Regions from separate parts of the Homo sapiens genome. Here region 1 is linked to region 2. The links are chromatin loops, found by intact Hi-C in ENCODE. Cell type or tissue: Caco-2. All regions are shown on one strand. Links, peaks and the distances in the headings refer to the core of each region. The heading gives the core; the rest is flanking DNA. Region 1 holds the start of RNF128 (ring finger protein 128). Region 2 holds the start of TBC1D8B (TBC1 domain family member 8B).

Region 1 (8,000 bases), core at 1-8,000, 75 kb before region 2:
CTTTTCATGTTCTGGCACAAGTTATTTGACTAGCTTCACTTCCCTTGGCTCCACCTTTGCAACTTTATATCCCAACCATACCGAACTACTGAATGCTAGTTCCCTGAATGTTCTTTGGAGTTCTCATATAATATACTCTTGCCTGTGCCTGAAAATCCTTACTCTCTTTGCTTGGGTCACTCCATTTGTACTTAAAGACTCAGTCACACTTGTCTTGCCCTAGCGCCTTATACTTTTCTCAGTCATAACATGTATTACACTGTACTGTTATTGATAGTTTATCTCTCTGATTGTCTCACTAGACCATGAGCTCATTGAAGGCAAGGGCTGTTTCTTTTGTCTCTCTACACCCCTGTCTCTCCCATGCTTTGCACTTAGTAGGTGTTCAGTGATCGGAAACTCAACTGCCTATCACACAGTTCTACCTGGTTACATCATAGGCACCTCAAAATCGACATATCTAAAGTGAACTCATCTCTCCTTCTACCCATTCTATACATTTAAAACCCTCCTCCTGTATTCCCTGATTGAATGTCATCTAGTCTTCCAAGTCAAAAACCTCAGAGTAATTTCTAACTCCTCCTTCTCTTTCATCCCCCAAACCAAGTCCTGTTGATTCTACCACCAAAGAACATTCCCATTCTGCCCACTTCTCTTCATGTCCACTACCTGTCTATCCAAGCCATCTTCATCTCTCACCTGTAGCACTGCCAACCATCTTCTGTATGGGCTCCCTGCTGCTATTCTCATTCCCTCCAATCTATTATCCACAGAGAAGGATCTCTAAACTTCAGATCTGATTCTATTACTCCCTGATTAAACCCTGATTATATTACTCCTCGTTTTTGGATAAAGTCTAAACTCCCTAGCTTTACCCAAAGGACTCTCAAGAACTGGCCCCCATGTACCTCTCCAACATGATCTGTTACCACCCTCCCTCTGTTACTTTAGGTTCCAACCATTTTGCATTTACTGGGCCTGTAGTAATTGTAGCTTCCTAACATTTCTTTTTCATATTTCAATGCCTTTCCTTGTGTTGTTTTCTGCCTAGAAAAGTTTACTGTCTCAAACTCAGCCCAGGTCTAACCTCCTCTGGGAAGCTTTTCCTTACTTCTCAGTCTGGGTTAGGTGCTTCTCTGTTATCCACTACTACCCTGTCATATCTCCATCATAGTGCTTACACTATATACATATATCACTCTATACTGCACTTTCCATTTTACTTGTCCTTCTCATCAAAACTAATTTATGAGCTTCTTGATAGGAGAGTTGATGTCTTATTTGATTTTGCACCACAATGCTCAGCCCATGGCTTATGGCAGATGTACAACAAATATTTAAGAAAATAATGAATGGAAAAACATTAATAAATGTCTCTCTGAACTTCATTTTTGTAGCTATAAAATACCTTCTTTCTTCTGAACACATTGTTTCTTCAAAGTACAATATAGTTGGCTGTCATTCAGGTAATATCAATTGAATTTTGAATGCTCTTCACCAGCAAAATCAGACAATTTCTGGAATTGTACCATTTCTCAGAGGTGGTTGGTCCTACCCATTTTTCCCCTAGGTAATTTTTATCTCAGAGATTACCATCAGTATTTGGGGGTACCATGCTATTGGTCTCATATACCCACTTTGACCTCTAAAGTCCTTTTCAATACCTAAGAGTATATGTTTCACAAAATTGCACATTTATTTATGTTCTAGGTGTTGTTTGGTATATGATGTTAATTTTCCTCTAGGTTTCTCTCAAGCCATAAGAGTATCAAGTACAGAATTGGTCCATGCTTAATCTTTGTAAATAACATTGATTAAGTAAATGCTGGGCCAGGGATTGAGGGGAGTAATTGATCAGAAATTTAACAAATGTTGAGCTGCATAAAGTAGACTGTATTTATTTGAACTGAAAAAGTGGCTAAGACTGAACATCTTGAACATCATTTTCTCTGATATTACCTCAAATTAAAACTTTAATATTATTTTAGAATTGTGTCTCTGAACCTGTTTAATAATTTTAACATGTTTTTTATATTGCTAAGCATTGTTCTAAGTGCTTTATTACATGTATTAACTCATTTAATCATCTGAAAACTCTGTGAGGTAGGTGCAATTATTATCCCCCTTTTACAGATGATGAGGAAACTGAGCCACAGGGAAGTTCCCCAAGGTCAAAAGTTATTCATAACTATCAGACAGCAGGTATATTAATTCAGCTTAATTCAAGGCTCATTTGTTAACCATCTAGTAAATATAATAGTTGACAGGGTAGACAAAAATTGAATACTTAAGCAAGGATAAATCGTAATGTAATAATGCCATGAGTGAATCGCCTAGGCGAGTCAGGCTCCTTTCAGTTAGTGGGAAATGGAGAAAGATTATGTAGTTAAGGTCATGAATAGCGCAGGAACATCCGCTAGGGTAAGTCAGGTTTGTGAAAAATGCAGAAGAAAGGCTTGGTTCTGAGGTGTGTGAAAACAGTCATTCTTTTGTGAGGACTAAAATTAGTTTTAGAAGAGGCATCTGATGCGGTACATGAAACCTAGGGTAACGGTGAGGAAATACACATGTATGAGGCTTCTTAGGAGCAGGGAAAGAGAAAGGTGCCATTTGAAGTCAGTAAGAAAGGGTAACAGCGCGCTTTTCCTGCCCTTCCCCCCTCTAGAGAATCAGTAAATAGCCTGATTCTACTCAAATTCCTTCCCTACCCAAATTCCCTTGACTACAACTCAGACCCTTTGGATCTGCGCTTTTTAGAAGTACTGTACTTCACATTCTGGCACCGTAAGCCCGAAATGTCCTTTAGGCAAATGTTAGGAGGGAAAAATGTATTCTTGCAATTCAAAACCGACTCGAATCCTGCCAGAAAGCTTTATGTTTGCGGACTTTATCGTTCCTCGCCTGTCCGTTTTTTATAAAACGACGCGACACACCTAGCCACACAGCCTCAGATCCTATTCTAACATCGATCCATCCTGTTACCCTTTTAAGAGGCGGATCCCGCAGTGTCCTTTCCTCCCTCCCAGCCACCTCTACCCCCAGTCGGCTGGGCGGAGCTTCACGCTAAAGCCCCAGAGCCCGACGCGGCAGCCGCGGTAGCGGAGAAGACTGGAGCTCCGAGGAGCTGCATCTGCGGCAACCTGTGTGCTGACGCTACGTGCCTCCTGGCTCCGACGTAGCTCGCAGCTCCCCAGTCTCACTCCATTCCTTCCCCACCTGGCGCGCACCTGCTCAAGACCAGGGTCCTGCCAAGCGCTAGGAGGGCGCGTGCCAGGGGCGCTAGGGAACTGCGGAGCGCGCGCGCCATGGGGCCGCCGCCTGGGGCCGGGGTCTCCTGCCGCGGTGGCTGCGGCTTTTCCAGATTGCTGGCATGGTGCTTCCTGCTGGCCCTGAGTCCGCAGGCACCCGGTTCCCGGGGGGCTGAAGCAGTGTGGACCGCGTACCTCAACGTGTCCTGGCGGGTTCCGCACACGGGAGTGAACCGTACGGTGTGGGAGCTGAGCGAGGAGGGCGTGTACGGCCAGGACTCGCCGCTGGAGCCTGTGGCTGGGGTCCTGGTACCGCCCGACGGGCCCGGGGCGCTTAACGCCTGTAACCCGCACACGAATTTCACGGTGCCCACGGTTTGGGGAAGCACCGTGCAAGTCTCTTGGTTGGCCCTCATCCAACGCGGCGGGGGCTGCACCTTCGCAGACAAGATCCATCTGGCTTATGAGAGAGGGGCGTCTGGAGCCGTCATCTTTAACTTCCCCGGGACCCGCAATGAGGTCATCCCCATGTCTCACCCGGGTGAGTGCAGCTACTAGATTGCACCCCTCCAGACCTCTGCCATGGCCAGTTTCTCTTATTTTCCTCATTGCCCTCCTCGTCCTATCCCCTTGCTCCGAAGGAAAGTGGGTGCTCTTTCTGTCCCCACGGAGTGGGGCAGGGTCCTCCCCGAGATTCACCAGGCCTGGGTGTTGGGCAAAAAAAAATCCTTCATTTGCCTCTCTGGTGGAAAAGGGTAAAACAAACCGGGTGCAGAGGCTGGCAAATCAAGGACTGTTTGAGCTCTTTGCGTTCCCTTTTCCTGGTTTTTCACAAGGGTGTCTAGCCTTGGATTAAGTGGTGGTGGGCATCGGGTCTTAAATGACCGAGGAGATCACCTGGAAATCTCTTCCTCACTCTGCTTTTTAACAACCTCAGACTGGCAGCAGATTTTCCCCTCCTCTCCCTGTTTTTCTCTCCATGTTTCCTGGGTATCAAATACTAGATTGTGCTACTGTGCCCTGTTAACCTCATTGCAATTTTGGTGGAAACTTTGCTTAGTTCTTGGGTTCTTCTCTGCCCAGTGGTCTCAAGTCCCAAGTGACTTGGTATCAGTGCTTTTGTTTGCTTCTGAAAAATCTGATTTAGGTTATTGAGTTGCAAAACAGGTGACTAACGTTCTTGAAAAAGAAGAGGTTTCTGCATGAGGATAGCAAAGGCCTAGACTTTGGAAAAAAAAATAGTCCAGGTAGTTCTTAAATTCTTGGAGATGGTATGAGGTTACTATTTTTCCCCGTCGGTTATCCTTCCACAAACTTCCCTATTTGTGATTAGGTATCCATACCTTATGTATATAGTTATCCTAGACCCTAAAGGACAAAGGGGAAAAAAATGGAGAAAAAGAAAGAGACACGTGTAATAGCAGTGTATCATAGTTTTTAAGAGCTGGGCCTCAAGTCAGAGCTTGGTTTAAATTCCTACTCTGTTGCTTACTAGTCCTGTGACCTTGGGCAACTTATTTCAAGTCTTAGAGTCTGGGTTCTCTCATCAGTCAAATGAGAATGAATAATAAGAAAACTTATCCACAAGTTTGCCTTCAGGATAAAATGAAATAATGCCTTAAAGAGTTTAGTGCAGTAAAGCACATCATCCACTCTCAGTAAGGGTTAGCTGATAGGATTAGCCTTCTGGGAGTCACTGGAAGGAAGAAGCTGCTTATTTGACTACTGGAGGTTTTCTGTTTTTCTTAAAACCTTATGACTGAACCTGCCTAGAGAGCACTTGTATTGAGTGGCTGGATGGCGTAATGGAAAGAACACTGAATTGGAACTCAGGAGATTTGAGTTCTTTTAGCCCCTTCTTTGCCTCTACCGACTTTGTAACCTTGTACAAGTTACTCACATGTCAAATGATTGTATAGGCAGTGGAGGCCAAGTTAGAAGCGTGTACTGAAACAAAACAAAAGTAGATGAACTCTAAGATCCCTTTCAGATCTAAAATGCTATGATTTTTAGTTTTTATATTGATTAAAGGAGAAACTGTATCTCTCTTGGCCGATAATTCATTGATTAGAATGAATCAGTAGCTTTTAGAAGTTACTGAAAATCAAGAATAAAGACCTAATAAAGTTTATAGTCTTTATATTTCAGTTGACTGTCTAATAGCAAGGGTTTGACTTTGTCTTCTAATGAGATTCATTTGCATGAATGATTTGTAATTGAAGAGTATTTAATTACAGAGTCCTACTTAGACCATTTTCCTTTTACTTCTGTTAAGGGTATTTATCTGATAGTTTTAGGAGACAATAAAATTAACTTTTGCTTGGCTCCCACTATATGCCAGGCACTCTACATACATATTACTTATACTTTATTGAGAGGCAATATGGTGTACTAAGAAAAACACAGGCATTTTAGTCAAGATTGGGAATAAAATTCTGGATTTACCACACAATAGCTTTGTGTCCTTGGTAGGATTATTTAACTTTACTGAGCCTTGGATACCCCATCTGTAAGATGGAGATAATATTTATGTTGCTGTGATTATTAAGGATTATATATATATATACTACCCAGCTGATAATAGTCACTGAATGTTATAATAGGTTAATGCTAACAGGATGCAAAAAAATAATGTACAAATGTATGATTGTGCAACTGTCGATTTGAAGACATGAATACACTGAGAATCTAACTATGGGTGTTGTGTTTCAGGATACCATATAGGAATAAAGCCCTAAATATTGATCACTAAATTACACTACATTCAGAAAAGCATTTTGATACTTTAAAAACAATATTATCTGAGATAAAGGCTATACCAAAGTTTGCCATCAAGCTAACTAGATAAAACCAGCAAATTACTTGAGGTAAGGAATCACATTTCTCCTTGAACTCCTGGAAAAACTATTTTTCAATATAGGGGGAAAATCACTGCATATTATCCACATGTGTTATTGAATATTTGTTTGCAAAGTGTTATATTGTTTGCTTTACTCATTCCTCAGAGTAAGCCTAGGGTTTCCTTTTAACCTCTGGTCAAAAACTTATCTTGGATCATAGTGGCAGAGAGATAGGACTGAGATTTAAGTATGGATTAGTTCATTATATATTGCTGTGAATTACGAAGGGGCCACCAAATGTGGAAAAGCCTTCTGTATCTTCTTTGTTTACAAAATCTCTCTTCACTCACTCTCATAGGGGCCTGCACTTGAATTGTTTGCCCTTGGTTAGAGTTTGTGCTGAGTGTCTATATTCCCACCTAACTAATTTAGAACAGTTGCTTTAAAATTTTTGTTTAGGAGAAAGAAACTCCACTATATAAGAGCAATCAATTAGGAAAATGAGACTTTTATGTATACCAAAATTTTTCAAAAGTTAATTGTAGCCTAACATCAACTCATGCAGTTTATTTCTGTATTTTGTTTGCAGAGTATTCAGAAAATTCTGATTCACACAGATAAATAATTGCAAATGACAGATGCTTATTGGCAGTTTGGCTTGCAATCTCTGGATATATTTCAATCAAATCAGTGCAGAAACCTGAAAGGAAATTAGGAGAAAATTTTTATTCCAAAGTGTAATTACTATTCAAATTTCTTATCTTAAAAATGAAAGTCAGATAAGTGGCCAAATCTTAAAGTAAGCATTAAAACCATCTAAAATGTAAGATTGTCACGAGACACGTTAAGCATGTTCTCACTATTGCACAACAAACTGTTCTGCTTACGCCAGGCAGATGGGCCTGAGCTTTGCCTGGTGTCTAATTGAGCACAACCCACAGGTTGAAGAGATATGTATACTTGCTTGTACAATTTTCCTTGAGTCAACATTGTAGGCATGAATTTATTGAAAGACTGGTGCAGAACTACAACCTTCATAATTCATGAAACATTTACAACGTTATGCATAAAACATATGCAAAGGGATGTCAGGAGAAGCATTATTCCTGAGGGCTGTAAAAAAAAAAAGTGAATGAACCAAGCAGTTTAATTAATGATTTGGGGGTCTCCAATGGGATACAGTTTGATATATAACACAGTTGCTTGTGTACATTGTTGAAAGATAGTGGAACAGATTAGTTAAGAGGTTGTGCTCTGCCAATTAGTATTTTTTAAATCTTAGGCCAGTTATTTTACTTCTCTAAGTCTCAGTTTTCTCCTATGTAAGGTAGGCATAATAATAAACTTGCCTCCTAAGGTTGCTGGGATTCAATGAGATAATGCAGATAAAGCGTTTAGCACAGTGTCTGACATATAGGAAGCTACTATTATGTTTTAATCACAGTTAAATATATTTTAGAAAATGAAAGTTGAATCCTGTGTTTGTAGAACATAATTGGAAATGAACAGTCTAGAGTACTTCAAAGTCCACATTACCTGAAATTCTAATTTGATCCCTTTAGGTACGGAGGGTAGACTGAATTTTAACAGGAAAAAGATCTTTTGGTCCTCCTATGTTTGTTGTACTTTTCTCAAATAACTGCTTCTCCCTCCTGCTACCAATCTTTTTCCGTTCACAGAGGACCTTGGAATAGTATGTTTGTACTACTTAATCACCACCCAATCCCTTCTCAACCATTTTATATTTAAGTTTTATTCTACTTTTTCTAGAATGTTGACTTTGAAAATAAATCTTTTTTTAATAGAGAAGTTCAAAAGGGATTGGCCAGTGATGATTAACCAATGTAAAATACTATTCCCAAAGCCATTTTCAGATGTAGCCTTCTTGGTACCTCTGCAGGACTGTATTTGA
Region 2 (12,930 bases), core at 237-8,236:
GAGCAATATTCTATTGTATGGCTATATCGTGTGGCTATCCATTCAACAGTTAATGAACCTTTGGACTATTCTAACTTTTTGGCCATTACGGATAATGCTGCTATGCACATTCACATACAAGTATTTGTGTAGATATATGTTTTAGATTCTCTTGGTTATAAACCAAGGAGAGAAATTCTGTAACACTTGGGAATTTTCTTCCTGCTATTATCATTTGACATTCTTTAGCCTGAGCATCAGACTTTATGCTACACTCTCACATCGTAGTAAAAATATAAGCTGGTGTTTTTTAACAGTGGCAGTAATATTTGTATGTCTATGGAGTCTCCAACTTAAGAAGGGTTTTCACAGTTTATTTGTAAGTTTAATGGAATCCAGGTTGTGTTATCTTATAAATAAGAATATACATGGTTCCCAAGTCAATCAGTAAAAATATATTTAGAGATACAATTGGAATGCTAGGAAGATTCCTTCCCTCACCTACATCTAGTTTCTGTTCACTTATGAAACATTTTATTTAAGTTCTATAATGTCTGGAAAAATGTTATCACGTTAGGCTGTAACAAATTTTCAGTTATTCACCTTGTTCATTGCTTTTGTTTGGAGTTAATTTTTTATATTTTTAAACATTGAACAATATAAAATTTAAACAAATATACTACACGAGACTTAAAAGAAATTCATTATTATGATGGGCACTTTGAGAGATAAACGTTCATTATCCTCTACCGTCAGAGCTAATGTGAAATTCAGTTTGAGAAACACTATCCACTAGTTCTCAACCTTTTTCTACATAAACAGTCTCATGAATGTGGGACACTAATAGGCATACCTAGACATTGATGGTTAAGAGAATAGTATAGATAAATAGGATTTAGCATGGAAGATTAGTGGCAATTTCCCCTTCTAGTTATAATACCAACTGATATCCCACATCTAAACCACGGCCTTAGAAAATTAAATGGTCATGTGCTGTTATAAACATTTTTTTGGGGGGGGACAGCGTCTCTCTGTCACCCAGGCTGGAGTGCAGTGGCACAATCTCGGCTCACTGCAACCTCTGCCTCCCAGGCTCAAGCAATCCTTCCACCTCAGCCTAGTGAGTAGCTGGGACTACAAGCACACACCACTATGTCAGGCTAATTTTTGTACTTTTTGTAGAGACAGGCATGTTCTCTTGGCATGTTCCCCAGACTGGTCTCAAACTCCTGAGCCCAAGAAATCCACCCGCTCTTCAGCCTCCCAAAATGCTGGGATTACAGGCGTGAGCCACCGCATCCAGCCCCTGTTATAAACCTTTTTAAAAAGCAATTCAGTTATCTAAAATTCATTAATAGCCTATTTTTTAAGAAGATATCTATGTGGGTCTTAATGGAAACATGAGTACCCTCAATTTGTTGTAGAGTTTGATTTTCAAATTCTAATTTGCTTTAACTCAGTGCAACTAAAACGTTAATGTGCCTACAAGTTACTTGGGGATCTTGTTAAAATGCACATTTCAATTCAGCAAGTGTAGAAGGAAGTATGAGGTTCATAATTTCTAGCAAGCTCCAGGGTGATGCAAATGTTGATGGTCTGGGGTCCACACTTTAAGTAGCAAAGCTTTAAATGGCTCTCTTCTGGCAGTAGTCCACCTGTTTTGAATCTTACTGCTTCTAAACTAGCTGCAGACTGCAAAAAAAGTATAACCTAAGCTAGTGACATTCCTTTCAAAAAAGCCAGTAAAATCCTGAGTGACAGCCTCAGTCTTTCCATAGCACAGGGTTTGGAATTGCTATTTGGGGTTTCCAAATACCTTTTCTTATAGGTGTTTGAGGCTCTTAGAAGGCTGAGTCAGCTGGAAGACTGACCTTCAGAAAAATGAAGTATTATTTATCTCTACATGGTGTATTATTGGGTCTGTTAATATGTGGCTTGGATAAGTCAGAAAACAAGAATGGAAGCAGACAGATGAGTTGGGAAGCTATATTATCATATGGCGGGAAAGTGTTGTGAGGCTAATCTAAAGCCATAATAGGCAGATGGGATGGACTTTTGAAAAAGAAGTAGAGGAGTGTGTGTGTGTGTGTGTGTGTGTGTGTGTGTCAGAGAGAGAGAGAGAGACTGGCCAACCAATGGACTAACACCAAGTTCTTACTTTCAGTGTCTTGGTAAACAGTGGCCTTTGAACTAGGAAACCTAGTAGGAGAAACATCAACCAGGGGGAATATTGGAAAAATAAGTTTGGCTTTGAACATATTGTATTTGAGGTAACTATGGACCATATGCATAAGCAGTATAGTGTCATGGTTTGTAATCAGACAAATCTAGGTTCAAATTCCAGCTTTGCTGTTTATTTAGCTATACGATCTTAAGCAAGTTACTTCTCTGAGCCTCCTTTCCTTCATTCGTAAAGTAAGCATGTAAAAATGTGCAAGCTTATTAATGAAAATTAAATGACATAATACATATACAGTACCAGTACAGCACCAGTACTGTACCAGCAATGCAGACAGTGTGCAATCCCAGTCCTTCCCCAAGCAATTTATATTGACATTGAATAGAGTGGCACGCTCTATTTTTTTAAGGTGCTTCTAGGAAAATACTTTTATTTGCAAGGGTGCGAAATTAAGTCGTTTATTATTGAGCCAAAAATTTAGATCACATAAGTAATTTAATTAGAAAAAAATGTTTACATAATTGGTGAAATGTTTATTTACTAAAGCAGGAGCTCTCTAAACGCCCTGCTGTAAGCCAAAAGTGGCCCTGATCCTGTAACAGGGAGCATGTGGGTATACCTGGAAGAAATTGCAGAGTAAACAGGTAGAAAAGCCATCCAGTTCTGGATAGCTTTTGCCACACTGTAACCTTTAAGGGTATTGGAAAAGGATGTGGTTTGATGGGGAAGGAAGTAAAAAGGGGAAGGAAAGGTAAAAAGAAAGGAAGATATCTCTCAACGTTTGCTACATTTACTGATCTTTCTCCAGGAAGAGAAGAAGAAATTACCTCCCTTAGTACACATTCAAATTGCGATGGCTTTTCCCAAAGATACATTGCAGTCTGGACTCTGAAAGGATTATCTCTTTCCAAACTGTCCAGATAGCTGCCTTGGGACTACTTACTGCCATTTAGTAGAAGAGAATCCCAGATTGCCCCTTTTCTCATTCACAAGAAAAATCCCTGCTTGGAGCACACGCCTGCCTCACTCGAGATGGCACACATCTTGGAAGGTTACCCCAGAGATGCTCCTCCAGGGCAGAGTTCCTTGGCTTGGCATCTGCGTGTGCCCCACCCCATTTTTTTTTAATCCACATGACTTTGAGGCTCTATTCTCAAAACAGCTTGCCAAGAGCCCTTTGCTTATACATGGCCTCCCAACTCCTTCCTCCCTCTAAACTTTTTTTCACTTTTAATGCACTCTTTAATTCCGGTGGACTTAGTTATTGCAATAAATAAAAACATCTGTCAAATATTTCCTCACAGCGATATCATGCAAATTATTGACCTCATTCACCTTAGTGTTCAAACCGCTGCGCATCATTGCCAAGATACAAAGAGATCAAGTTTGCTTCCAAAGGGATTTTTTTAAGAGTTTAAGAAAAAAAAAAATGCACATAAATTGTTTAGATTCCAAAATAGGAAGCTGGACAAGAGATTTTCTGTGGTTCATTACAGCAGTTTAATAAACAGATAGGGGCGACAGTGAAGGAAAGGAGCGGTGCACGGAGTGAAGAAAACGCGTGGCTTCTGGAAATTTTATATTCTTCCTATATAACCAAAAAGAGCTTAATCTAGGCATGAATTTTGGATTTAGAGAAGGAATCGTATCACTGACTGTGTGACCTTGGATAAGTCGCCTCACCCGACAGTGCTTTCCTTTATTAATGTGCAAAGCGGGGACGAATGTCCACTTCGCAAGACTGCTGTGAGGATTACGTGAGATCGCCTGAGTCTATAGTGAGAGCTCATTAAATGTTAGTTGTTGCTACTGCTACTTCCTGGAATGAACCGATATTCCAAAATTCCAGAAACTTTGTTTTCTACAGTTTAATGCCTTCGGCTGTAAAATGATAAAAAGAAGCAACACCTTTACACCTGGGACTCACTTATTTGAACCAAAAAAATGCTTTAAACTTCAGATAGGCAAAACACACTTAACTGATGGCTGGGACCCGCTTTGAAAGCACCCCCACCCATTCTCACCCCAGTGTATTGTGGGAAGGGTAGTCCCATGTTCCAGTCGCTTGAGCACAGAAAAGCGCGTAGGAAACTACAACTCCCAAGAGGTAAAGAAGCGGGACTATTTCCCAGTCTGGCGGTAGCGCTGTGGGAGGGAATTGGCAATCTCTCTGCCTACGTGGGAGAGAAGGGAGGGTTGGGGGAAGTGTGGAAAACCTGAACCTGAGCTGCTGTCGCCTGAGGAAGATTTGGTGGGAGGAGAAGCAGAGGGGAAGAGACGGGTTGAGAGTGAGGTGAGGAGGGCATCTAGGTCACTGCTCCCGGGGGGCACAAAGTTCGCGATGTGGCTGAAGCCTGAGGAAGTGCTTCTGAAAAATGCGCTGAAGCTGTGGCTGATGGAAAGGTCCAACGACTACTTCGTGCTGCAGCGGCGTCGGGGCTACGGGGAGGAAGGCGGAGGGGGGCTCACAGGTAAGCTGTGGCCACCCTACCTGCCTCTGGGCTGTGTTCGCTGTTACTTAAAAGGTGGTGAGGACAACAGTTACTCGTCGCTACCAGTTTCCCGATCCTAAATCGTGGGCGGAGGGACTGGGGTTCTTCTCCCGACACCACCTTTCCGCCACCACCTCCAAGTCCTGAGAATGTCTCACTGGACGACGAGTTGCTCTTTGGTTGGGACAGGTGAAGGGAGGAGCGCGGTTCTTTCTGAGGCCAAGGAAGAAACGGGTACCTACCTTGTCGCTTCCCATGGGGGGAGGGAGGCTGATGATGAGTGTTAGACCTAGACAGGTCGCATTTAGGCTGGTGACAGGGGCCAGTTCGCAGTTGTGAACTTAACTTTTTTCACAGAACCCATACCGATCATCAGCACCCTGGGGAGATTAAGCGTATGGGGGATGGGATGGAGTGGGTACGCGGGGATGGTGAGGAGAAAGGGAGGCGCCCAATCACATCCTGAGAAATAGACTTCAAAAGAAATATTAGGGAGGAGGGAGAACTGGAGTCAGGAGAGGTGGAGGGGTAGGCTCAGAATTGCTGATCTCTCCCAATTTAGCATCTTTTACTTTGTCTCCAAGTTTTCAATCTTTGGGATCCCCTCTCAAAGGCTATTAACAACGTCGTAATAAATTAATCTCTTGAGTGACTGGTGCTGCCCCTTCATTCAAAGCTGTGATTGTAAGCCAGACGGTAAGAGTTTAACTCTTCCTGTCTAACCCACCCTGACCCCAATTCTTAAAAAGTGTTTTTTGGCCAAATGTTTAAAGTTTCCAGAGAAAGTTATTTTGAGACCACTCATCTTGGGTAGGGATATTTAAAGTTTTGGACGTTGGGAAAGCAAGAGCTCTTTTTCTAATCAATCTCTAATTTGGTATTGTGACCTTGAAGTGGTAGACCAGGCAGCGTGATGTAATGGAAAGAGGGAAGAGTCCCGAAAACCTGCATTTTAGTCCCATCCTACTCTCTTACTTGTTGGATGACATTCCTCAAACTCTTTCATTTACTCAACCTTAAGCACCTACTGTGTGCCACAAGGTTCACAAGATTCAGTTTCTTGGCTTTGCAGTGCTTATAATCTGGATAAGAAGGGTGGGAAGGTCTAAAGGAAAAAGAAAACCACCTAGTAAACTAGGCAAGTTATAATTCATGGAGGAGATGACCTTGCTTTTTCTCTCTTGGAAAATGGTGCCTACCTCACAGAGTTGAGAGGATAAAACGAAAGATAATAGCACCAAATCAATGTATGTCGTCAAGATGGTGATAAACGTATGCTGTTATTTCGTTTTCAAGCCACTCCCGGGGTGCAAAGAATTCTGAGGTTCTACAGGACATTTTTTAAAATTTTGCTAGACCTATTAATCTTATCCAGCTTCTAAAAAGGCCCTCTCGAAAATATGGCAACAAAAATTGCCCTGTTAAATGTGACATTTTGTCATTTTCTAATTTTTAAAAATTACAAATGCTATTTTGCAGAAGAGTCTTTCCATTTAATAGATGCAGATATTTTCGAGATCAAAATTTTAGAATCGATGTTCATAATTACCCAGTGACATAAATTATCCACTTGAGTCCATTGAGAATAGTTCAGGATATATTTAAAATAGATTTCAGGCCGGGCACGGTGGTTTATGCCTGTAATTCCAGCACTTTGGGAGACCGAGGCAGGTGGATTGCTTGAGACCAGGAGTTCAAGACCAGCCTGGACAACATGGCGAAACCCCATCTCTACAAAAAATACTAAAATTAGCCAGCCATGTGGCCCCAGCTACTTGAGAGACTGAAATGGGAGGATGGCTTGAGCCTGGGAGGTCAAGGCTACAGTGAGCCGTAATAGGGCCACTGCACTCCAGCCTGGGCAACAGAGGGAGACTCTGTCTCAAAAAGAAAAAAAAAATTAAAATAGATTTTATAGTCCCGTGTTACAGCCTCAGGAATAGTCTTATAATTTATTTTCGTTCCTCATACTAAAACTGTGTTCCTTTAAGTAGGTAAATCAAATTCTTGAAAATATAATCACTGTAATGTAGTATTGCATGTTTTTTTTAACTTGTTGCAAGTTTCCTTTTTTTTTTTTTTTTTTTTTTGTTTGAGACAGGATCTCTCACTCTGTCACCCAGGCTGGAGGGCAGTGATAGTGATGTGATTATAGCTCACAGCAGCCTGGAACTCCTGGGCTCAAGTGATCTTCCCACCTCAGCCTCCGGAGTAGCTAGGGCTTCAGGTACAAGCCACTAAGCCTGGCTAATTTCTTTTTTTTTTTTTAAGAGACAGGCTGTGTTGCCCAGGCATGATCTTGAACACCTGGCCTTAGGATCCTCCCACTTTGGTCTCCCAAAGGACTGGGATTGGGATTAAAGGAATGAGCCACCTCACCCAGCCTGACATGCTTTCTTCTTAAAGCATGGACCAACTGCACTAGTTTACCTCTATCCTGCCCACTCCATTTACTAGTCCCCATAGTCTAGAATAAGAGAAATTTGTCTGAAGAAATAAACTAAGATTTCTACCACATATATATGTTGTGACTAGTGATATCCACACTTATTTAGTGGTCAGTTTATAACTCTTCATGATTATTTTATCTGTGGTATTGACAAGATGCTTGAAATTACCACATGAGAGCTACCACTGTAATTCCATGTAAATTAAACAAAATGGATAAGAAAGAAACAAAGAGGTGCTTTTAAGGTTCATTTGGTTCTTTTTGGTCCAGAGCATAAGTGTGTGCTGATTTTCCTAGCTGCTCAATTACTGTATTCTTACTTAAAATCATGAAGCCAAAAGCTTTGTTGTGCTTTACCACAAATCCACATTTGGATTAGCTCTCACAGGAGCTTGACTGTGTGCCAGCATAAGTTTGCCTCTGTTCACTTTGTTTGCTAAAATCCAGTGTTATGTGTTATCCCTTTAAAAGATTAGTTTATGCATTTTGTTTAATGAAGAAATGATAATGATCATCTAGAAACCTTAGTGGTTATACTTTAAGATTTCATTTCTTTGCCATATGATAATTGGTGGTAATCACCAGCAATGTAATGACTCTTAAGTGTGGACTTGATAAAGTTAGTTGACTCCATTTTTTTCTAATAATGGAATAGCAGCAACAGAGAACTCAAGGATTATTAAAACAAGAGATGAGTTTGTAAGTTAGAATTCTGAGGTACCTCTTTTAAATTGTTGAAACACTTCTAGTGGATATCTGATAGATTACTGACCATTTGCCTAACTTTATCTTAATTGTTCTGGCTCACAGCAGGATGGAATATCTTGTGGAAATTTTTGGTATACATAAGCGGTTTTATAGATAAAGCGATTTTCCTTCATTTAGAGAAATAATTCACCCTTCTGGATTTTACGGTCCCCTTATGTTATCTCTTGCTTCTCCTAGCTAATAATGACTTTTCTATGACACCTACATTTAGCACCTGGTTTTAAAGAGTTAAAACTAATTTATGCATATTTGTCTTATTAAGCACAAATCAATTTGCTTTGCTTGGCAGATGGGAACTACTACACGAATGGAGCTATGGGGCTACATTCTACTAAGTACTCTAGTATATGGGATTTAGGAAGGTCTGCCAATCAGGAAGCCTTCATATAGGTAGTTTTTAAAGAGTATTTTAGTCTTGAATTTTCCATATCTGAATAGTGTAAGCAGGTTCTTCAGTGTTAGATTGATAAGCTCCCTCAGTAGACCTTTTTTGTGTGGTGTAGAACAAAGCTACGAAGTAAAACTTATTAAAATGGAGAATTTTTAGACATTCTGTTTCTGATTTCCTTTTTCATCTTGGTACCATTACTTTGAAATTAAATTGTCTGTAAAAACCAGAATATGATAATATTTGAAATAAGCTTTTCATTTTATGATATTTATATAGACTGAGCAAATCACTGTGTAAACAATTTGTCATAAACCCATACATAATAAACAATAAGGTAACCTTTTTAAAACCTCTTAGTGACCATCCCTTGAAAATATAAAGCTTCTTTCCCCTATTTCCTCACCCCAGACTCAAGGAGTCCAACTCTGAAAATGTGCGCCTTAGTTATTAGCAAAATATCCCTGCATTTCATGCTTACAAAGGACATATCTGATAAAAAAATTTTGGCCTTCTAAGTACCTGTCTACTGAGATGAGGGTGCCCAAGTGCCAAGCATGACATTTCATTTAAGGTAAGGAAAGATCTACCCGCCCCCCCCCATACACACACACACAAACACACACACACAAAATTAATAAGTTAACATTTTGGCTTATTAAAAAGAAAATCCCATGGGGCAACCCCTAGAGAGGGCAGATCACGCTTTGTGCTCCCATCCCTCTCTGGAACATCTTGGTCCCTGTGAAATCAAGTTAAAGATTACTTTTAAAGATCTCTGAATGAGAAAGAGCAACTTTGTAGGAGGTTTTGAGTAATGAAGGATGATCAGTGTTACCCTCACCTTTTTTTTTTTTTTTTTTTGGAATAGTGGAAAGATTATTGACTGCATACCTAAGTAGAAAACTAATATTTGGTTTCAAGTAGATTTAATTCTAATGAAAGAAAAAACAAGACTGAAAAGTCATGACATTGACCGTCCTTTATTTCTCAAAATCTCCTACAAGGCTGCCCTTTCTTATTCAAAGAGATCTTTAAAGGTAATTTTTTACTTGATTTCAGAGAACGAAATGTTCCAGGGAGGGAGAGGAAAACAGTGTGATTTGCCCTCCCTAGGTATTGCCCTATGGGATTTTAAAAAAATAAAAAATAAATAAACCAGGCTGGGCACAGTGGCTCACGCCTGTAATCCCAGTACTTTGGGAGGCCAAGGCGGGCGGATCATTTGAGGTCAGGAGTTTGAGACTACCCTGGCCAACACGTTGAAACCCCATCTCTACTAAAAATACAAAAATTAGCCGGACTTGGTGGCGGGTGCCTGTAGTCCCAGCTACTGATGAGGCTAAGGCAGGAGAATCACTTGAACCCAGGAAGTGGAGGCTGCAGTGAACCGAGATCGCACTGTTGTACTCCAGCCTAGGTGACACAGGGAGACTCCATCTCAAATAATAATAATAACAATAATAATAATAATAAATAAACCAACTACAAGCCAACATCCACAAATATATGAATATAACACCAAGTTCAGTGATTCCACTTGCCCCATTAACCCTGTTTCTTTTATCTTCCTTGATTTTTTGATAGTTTTATGTCTCTATTCAGCTATAATTATTTTATAAAGGCTTAGTTTCCTCATCTGTAAAATGGGGATAAAAACTTGTCTTTCCTACCTCACAGCATTTTTTATGTGGGTCAAATGAGTTTTGAAACTTGTGAGCAACTATACAAATACTTGACATTTATCTATTAATGAAAGAGAAAGACGTTAAAATGCCATTTTCTGGGCCTGAAGAACAAAGGGGTTATATATTTATGCCATTTTCCCTAGTAATTACTTTCCCCATGTTGTATATAGAAATTGATTTGGAGTGGTAACATAGATTATATCTGATATGCAATGATATCACTACAAAAACAAAACACTGATAGTTACTAATTGAAGAATTTGGGCATGATAGTGATTATGCATTTATGGTTTATAATCAGAATAATGTACAAGAATTAGAATAACTTATCATGACATCATTTCCTTTTGATCTGTCATCGCCCAAAACCTGGAAGTTCTCAAACAGTGCTTCCGTAGATATCAGCATCACTTGTCTTGCTGAGTGGTGATAAAGAGTACATATAACATTGGTTACCTTAGTAGTATTTTTCAAAACAATACTTAAAAAATAATTATTCAACTGGTGAAAACTCATGCTGTTTGTGAACAGTTGTGGAAGGCTTATGGCTATAAGGTAAGCTAAAAATAAAAAATAAAAAGCAGTCAGGCATGGTGGTGCACACCTGTAGTCCCAGCTACTTAGGAGGCTGGGGCGGGAGGATTGCTTGAGCCCAGGAGTTCGAGGCCAGCCTAGGCAATATAGTGAGATAAAAAATATTTTAAAAAGTAAAAGGCATTATAATGTTTGCCACATTGCTGTACAGCTATGACAGATTTTATATTGCCTTTATTTTAGAACATTTGCCCAGTTTTCCACCTTTTGCTACTGCTATGTAAGCACAAAAGGTAAGATTAAATCCTAAATGTGATGGTATACAATGCTTTAATTCAACAGATATTTACCGAGTGCCTTTTAAAAAACAAGCACTGTTTTAAGTGCTGGAGATAAAGCAATGAAAAAAAACAAAGTCCCTACTCTCATGGGGCTAATACCGTAGTTGGGGGAGGCAAATAAACAAATAGTATATGATATGACTGGTGCTGATAAGCAATATGAAGAAAAATAAAGTAAGGTATCATGATAGAGAGGGGAGGGGGTTGGTATATTAGAGAAATTGGTCTGGGAAGGCCTCTTAGGATGAGCTGTGGACAGAGACTTGTGGTACTAGAATATATGAGCCAAACAAATATTTGGGAACAGAGTGAATACATATAATTTTTTCTAGAAGTTTTTTCTGTGAAGGGAAAGAGAGAAATAGGGTGGTAGCTGGCCCTTGTCCTGGGTGTTGAGTATACAGTGGTGAATAAGACAGGAATAGTTCTGGCCAGGCGCAGTGGCTCACACCTGTAATCCCAGTGCTTTGGGAGGCCGAGGCAGATGTATCACCTGAGGTCAAGAGTTCGAGACCAGCCTGGTCAACATGGTGAAACCCCATCTCTACAAAAAATACAAAAATTAGCTGGGCGTGGTGGCACACACCTGTAATCCCAGCTACTTGGGAGGCTGAGGCAGGAGAATCACTGGAACCCACGAGGCGGAGGTTGCAGTGAGCCGAGATCACGCCACCGCACTCCAGCCTGGGTAACAAGAGTGAGACTCCGTCTCAAAAAAAAAAAAAAAAAAAAGACAGAAATAGTTCCAACCCTTACGGAGTTTATCATGTGATGGCTCAGACAGTTGATAAATAAGTAAGCAAACCAATACAATTGCTAGTGTAGTCAATAATAATAGCAGCCTTGTTCTGTTGGCTTAGAAATCTCCATAATGCAGGGAAACCCTCAAAGCAATTTTCCAAGGCCAGCTGTCTTATAAAGTATGCTTATCTGAAGTCCTGTTAAAGATACAAATATTTCCTAAAAGCAGTGATTAATAATAGGTGGTGTACTGGTGGCAAAGTTCCAGTGTGGCATCTGTGAAGCATCTTGCCAAAAACCAGTTTGGGGTGTTTTCAAATTAAATCATCCATCTATGAGCACTAACAATATCTGAGAGGTGGTTTGGTAGAAGTGGTGGGAGGAGGGGGGACGTTCTAAGTAGGAGGAATAATGTGATAGTGCAAAAGCAAAAGATAACAGTTGTTGGGGACACAGCAAATATTCTAGATTCATTTACGTGGAGTTGAAAATATGAGACTCAATATATAATGCACTTAGCGACTAGAAAAAGGTTATTAAAGAGCAATGTCTTAATCTATACCAGAGGAAAACCTGAGATAGAGAATTAAAGGGACCTAATAATTAAACCTTTGTTTTTTGTGTCCACTGTTCTTTCAGTGGACATAAAACAGCCTATGTATAACAAAAATTTCCACAAGATATTCCATCCTGCTCTGAGCCAGAACAATTAAGTAAGATAAAATTAGGCAAATAGTCAGTAATCTATCAGATATCCACTAGAAGTGTTTCAACTCATAAGCCAAATAAATTAACATTTTGGCTTATTAAAAGGAAAATCACGTAGAGCAACCCCTAGAGAGGGCAGATCACACTGTGTGCTCCCCTCCCTCCCTGGAACATCTTGGTCCCTGTGAAATCAAGTAAAAAATTACCTTTAAACATCTCTGAATGAGAAAGGGCAACCTTGTAGGAGGTTTTGAAAAATGAAGGATGATTAGTGTTACCCCCCCACTTTTTTGGTAGCAGTGGAAAGATTATTAACTGCATACCTAAGTAGAAAACTAATATTTCCTGTCAAGTAGATTTCATTCTAATGGAAAAAGAAGAAAGAAAAAAAGAAAAAGAAAAAACAAGACTGAAAAGTCATGACATTGGCCATACTTTATTTCTCAAAATCTCCTATAAGGCTGCCCTTTCTTATGCAAAGAGATCTTTAAAGGTAATTTTTTACTTGATTTCAGAGAATAAAATGTTCCAGGGAGGGAGAGGAATACACATTGTGATATGCCCCTTTTTCCCCCTCCCTTACTACACTATAAAGAACTGAAGTTTTAAAACAAGGTATAGGGCTGGGCACGGTGACCCATGCCTGTAATCTCAGCACTTTGG

What was found. Hi-C counts contacts between places; a loop is a spot of excess contacts. Peaks named below come from ENCODE experiments on the same cell type or tissue, not always from the same donor. Only the 100,000 strongest peaks of a DNase experiment are listed, where the experiment ranks them.
Region 1: a loop joins it to region 2, with 2.1 times the contacts of the local background. A loop is called at or near these places in 2 of 110 quality-filtered maps.

The regions. Positions count from the first base shown.
Region 1 is chrX:106,723,609-106,731,608 of GRCh38, forward strand. It overlaps RNF128 (ring finger protein 128), which reads left to right and starts at 3,093. Exons shown (of 7, transcript NM_194463.2): 1 at 3,093-3,789. The coding sequence starts at 3,306. RefSeq lists an enhancer at 2,940-3,528. In Caco-2, for the core only: no CTCF peak of the experiment used is centred there; a DNase peak (open chromatin) is centred at 3,053; H3K4me3 peaks cover 4,483 bases.
Region 2 is chrX:106,798,355-106,811,284 of GRCh38, forward strand. It overlaps TBC1D8B (TBC1 domain family member 8B), which reads left to right and starts at 4,319. Exons shown (of 21, transcript NM_017752.3): 1 at 4,319-4,629. The coding sequence starts at 4,500. In Caco-2, for the core only: no CTCF peak of the experiment used is centred there; a DNase peak (open chromatin) is centred at 4,277; H3K4me3 peaks cover 2,050 bases.